Linked DNA regions of Homo sapiens: region 2 is linked to region 1. Evidence: chromatin loops called from intact Hi-C (ENCODE). Cell type or tissue: heart right ventricle. All regions are shown on one strand.

Evidence for each region. A loop is a pair of places that touch in the nucleus more often than their neighbours do. Peaks named below come from ENCODE experiments on the same cell type or tissue, not always from the same donor. Only the 100,000 strongest peaks of a DNase experiment are listed, where the experiment ranks them.
Region 2: it touches region 1 in a loop (9-fold over the local background); 32 of 110 quality-filtered maps call a loop at or near these places.

What each region holds. Positions count from the first base shown.
Region 1 is chr12:34,126,225-34,128,724 of GRCh38, forward strand. No RefSeq gene overlaps it. Among named protein-coding and RNA genes, the nearest start is that of LINC02963, 92 kb to the right of the region's middle. In heart right ventricle, no CTCF peak of the experiment used is centred here; no DNase peak of the experiment used is centred here; H3K4me3 peaks cover 496 bases; H3K27ac peaks cover 1,333 bases.
Region 2 is chr12:34,624,356-34,626,855 of GRCh38, forward strand. No RefSeq gene overlaps it. Among named protein-coding and RNA genes, the nearest start is that of LINC02963, 410 kb to the left of the region's middle. In heart right ventricle, CTCF peaks have their summits at 971 and 1,175; no DNase peak of the experiment used is centred here.

The sequences.
Region 1 (2,500 bases):
CTCACAGTATGTCCTTAACTTTTGAGCATCCGGTTTTATCGCATAATCACCTCTAAATCCTTTTTTAAAATTGTTTATCGTGCACTCCAAGGGAGTTAGTTTAGACACTTTTCCTTTCATTTTCTTCCTTGCGGTGCACTTTCACTTTTACTTTTACTCTCAGGTTCACCAGACCGGGTCCTATTACAGGAATTTTGGACAGTGTTTAGCTAGGAACGTTCCTTCCCCTCTTACAGCCTGCTGCAGACATGGAGCTGGTCCTATCAGCCATACACAATGTCCTAGGTCTGATTTTCCCCCACAGTCGCCTCAGAGCACACAGCCTGCGCTAAGGGCTCTGTGCCTCCCCATCACTCCCCACATTGGCCTCTCCCAAGACCGTTTCTTTCACACACTTTTACACACCTCCCCCACCTGAGGACTCCTCACTGGATGAAATGAGCCTCTCTCATGTCCCAGGTGAGCCTAGTTAGGCTTCCACATTCACACACGTACACACACCACTCCTACCCCAGGACTCCTCATGGGATGAAATGAGTCTCTCTTGTGTCCCAGGTAGGTCCACACACACCCACACACTCCCAGTTGGGGTTGCAAGCCACTCTTGCCACCCTGCCAGCAAGCTCTTCCTTGCTGCACTTGCCTCTCTATCAGCCCTTTTTCTCCACCAGTGAACCACTTTTACTTTGTTAGGGGAACATGAGATTCATCCAAATTGGCAGGCCACTCCTGCCACCCCCAGCCACTCTAGGTTGGATTAGTGGTCAGTCCCCAGGAGGTGATCAAGCTCCACTTCCTCCCTATGGGATGGGCTTTCCTGCCTTGGGCAGTTTCTCCTTACCGCAGTTCCTGAAGTGCTAGTATTGTCCTGTAGCCTCATCCCCAGTTCTGTTTTGCTGCTGGGTAGGCTGCCAGGATGCAGGGAGAGCTGGTCTCCATCCAGGTGAAGGTACCCTAGGGTGCACCTTGCATGCTGGGTCTCCCCCGGCCCTGGGGCTCTAGTCCCACAGACAAAGGAGACAGTAAATCTGTCATCTCTGATCCCTGTATGGGCCACCAGAAATGTTTCGGGATAATTTAGGAATCAGAAAGACTGAGAAGTTGAGGAGGATTTATTATTATTATTATTTAGGTCCACCAGCCCAGTCAGATTAACATTCAAAAATGACTGAGCCCCCAAACAAAGAGTCAAGTTACCTTTTAAGCATTTTGTAGGGTTGGGGGAGATCTGTGTAGGGGAAGCATATTACAGAAGTGAGAAACAAAGACAGTTATTCAGTTGAGACTTGTATTACATCATTTGTTACTTTTCAAGAAAAAACATGTTTTACAACTTAAGTTTATCTGTCTAGTGACCTTGCAGCTGCATAGCTAGAGAAACGGTCTTCACAATGCCTGGGAAAGTGAGAGATAAGGCTCACTAGCCAGACAGAAAAACAGGCAGTTAATTTTTAAAGGACTCCACCTCTTTCTCTTTCTCAGGGGGAATTGGGTTTTCTTACATACAACTGAGTTTTTGCTTACATATTCTTTAATTTCGTTTAATTCCTGTTCCATTGGTTCTTTGAAAGGACAAATAAAATTGATAGACCATTAACAAGATTAACCAAGAAAAGAAGAGAGAAAATCCAACTAACCTCACTAAGAAATGAAACAGGGGATATTACAACTGACACCACTGAAATATTAAAGATCATTCAAGGGTACTATGAACACCTTTAGGCACATAAACTAGAAAACCTAGAAGAGATGGATAAATTCCTAGAAAAATACAAATGTCCTAGCTTAAGTCAGGAAAAATTAGATACCCTAAACAGACCAATAACAAGCAGCAAGATTGAAATGGTAATTTTAAAATTACCAACAAAAAATCCAAGGACCAGACAGATTCACAGCAGAATCCTACCAGACATTCAAAGAAGAGTTGATACCAATCCTTTCACACCATTCTATAAGATAGAGAAAGAAGGAACCCTCCCTAATTCATTCTATGAAGCCAGCATCACCCTAATACTAAACCATGAAAGGACATAACCAAAAAAGAAAACTACAGTCCAATATCCTTGATGAACATAGATGCCAAAATCCTTAACAAAATACTAGCTTACCGAATGCTTACCGAATCCAACAACATATCAAAAAGATAATCCACCGTGATCAAGTGGGTTGCATACCAGGGAGACAGGAATGGTTTAAAATATGCATGTCAGTAAATGTGATACACCACATAAACAGAATTAAAGACAAAACTCACATGATCATATCAACAGATGCATCAGCAAAATAGGCATAGAAGGGACATATCTTAATGCAGTAAAAGCCATCTATGACAAACCCACAGCCAACATAATACTGAATGGGGAAAAGGTGAAAGCATTCCCTCTGAGAACTGGAACAAGACGAGGATGTCCATTCTCACCACTCCTCTTCAACATAGTACTGGAAGTCCTAGCCAGAGCAATCAGAAAAAAAGAAAGAGAGGAAATCCAAATCAGTAAAG
Region 2 (2,500 bases), 500 kb after region 1:
TTGTTCCTTGTTTAAAGGAACAACTATTTTGTCTGGATCATTTCCACACAATTTTATTATTTGTAATCTTTCCTGACCAATTAATGTAGCTATTTGATCCAAGTACAATGTAAAAGTCTTAATTGTACTGTGAGGAAGGAATGACCACTCCACAAGATCAGTGTTTTGAATAATGATGCCTGTTGAAGAAGATGCAGTAGCAAAAATCAAATGTTGGTGTGGGGCTAAGGGATCTATTCTATTTATTTGTTCTGACAGAATATTTTCTTTCACTAATTTAATTTCTTTTGTTGCCTCTGTGGTTAATATTCTTTTACTATTTAAGTCAGGGTCTCCTCTTAACATAGAGAACAAATTTGACATGGCATAAGTAGGAATGCCTAGAGTTGACCGAATCCAATTAATGTCTCCTAGCAATTTTTGAAAGTCATTTTTAATGTGTCTTTTCTTATCTCTATTTTTTGTGGCTTAGTTTTTCTATTTTCTGTCTACATCCCAAATAATGAAAAGCAGTAGATGTTTGAATCTTATCAGATGCTATTGCCAGTCCTGCGTTGGCAACCTCTGCTTGCAGAAATGTGTAAGAGTCAATTTGTCTCTCGTTTCTGCAGCACACAAAATATCATCAACATAATGAATGATGTAACAGTCTGAAAACTTGTCTCTGGTTGAAGAGCTTGACCTATGGAAGTCTGACAAATAGTTGGAGCATTAAGCATTCTCTGAGGTAACACTTTCCAGTGAAACCTGGTGGCTTGTTTTTTATTATTTATGGCTGGTATAGTAAAGGGAAATTTTTCAAAATCCTGCTCCGCCAGAGGAATGGTAAAAAAGTAATCCTTCAGATCAATTATAATTAAAGACCAGTCTTTTGGGATCATGGCCGGAGAATGCAACCCGGGTTGGAGAGGGCCCATGGGTTGAATTGTGGCATTTACGTCCCTTAAGTCAGTTAACATACGCCATCTACCGGATTTTTTCTGAATTAAAAACACAGGAAAATTCCAAGGTGAGAATGAAGGCTCAATATGTCCCTTTTCTAATTGTTCTTTTGCTAATAAATGTAAAGCCTCTAGTTTTTGTTTTGGTAGTGACCACCAATTTACCCATACCGGTTTTTCTGTTTTCCAAGTTAATGGAATTGGTTTAGGAGGCTCTATGGTGGCCACCCCTAAAAAGGAAACCGTATTCATTTTCTCTCTTGATTTCCCTCAGCCTCAATTGGGACCTTAATGCCATTTTCATTTTTTCCTAGTCCCTTTCCTGGTACATATCCCATTTTAGTCTTGATTTTTTAACTCGTGGGGCAGTATAATGGAGTGGGCATAGTGATTTCTGCACCCCATTTTTGTAATAAATCTCGACCCCACAGACTAACAGGAATTGAGGTAATCATTTGCTGAACAGTATTTTCTTGATTATCCAGCCCTAAACAATGTAAAATCATAGTACTTTGATATACCTCTGAGAAAGTGCCTATGCCAACAAGTCCTGTAACAGCCTTTTGTTTAGGCCAATTTTTTGGCCACTGATTTAAAAATGATAGAGACATCTGCCCCCGTGTCTACTAACCCTTCAAACTGTTTTCCTTGAATAACGGCCTTACACCCAGGTCTGCTCTCTGAGACTTGACTTGCCCAATATGCAGTCTTTCCTGCTGGATCACTGCTTCCAAACCCTCCTGTTCTTTTTATCTCACTGTTTCCAACCTTAATATTAGGCAGGAGTAATAATTGAGCAATTCTGTCTCCTGGACTGGCACTCCAAGGAATTGAGGAGCTAATAACCAATTGAATTTTGCCTTTGTAGTTTGAATCAACCACACCAGTACGAATTTGAACTCTCTTTAGATTTAGACTTGATCTTCCTAAGATTAGTCCTACAGTCCCTTTAGGCAGTGGGCCATACATTCCTGTAAGGATTTCTTATGGGGGCTCCCCTGGAAGCAGAGAGACTGCTTGTATATACATAAATCCGCTGCACTGCCACTTGCGCCAGGGGACATTTGTTGTATTGTGGTAACTGGCCCTTTCCCTGAGGCACTAGTGACAGTGGGGTTTGTTGTCCCTGAAAACCCTGAGGAACAAAGGGCTGAATTGGGAATGTCCCAGTTTGTTGCAGGGCCTGAGGGTGGCCCCTCTTCTCGTTTCCTGACAATGGTTGTCTATTTTTATCAAACTTAGAACGACATTGATTAGCTCAATGTTTGCCTTTTTTACATCTGGGACATAGGCCAGGTGGCTCTTTATCTGTTGTTGCAGTGGCTTGAGTTGTTATATTTTGTTCATTTGAGACTGGGCAATTTTTTTTTAGATGACCAATTTGACCACGATTATAACATTTTCCCCCAAATGTTCTAACTTGTCCTCCTAAAACAACTCCCATTATTGCTTGAGCCATAAGCATAGCTTTATGCATAGCTCCTCCAATTCCATCACAGGCTTTTACCTACTCTGAGATTACATCTGATCCTGCCGTGAACTTCCATTTTAATGCCTTA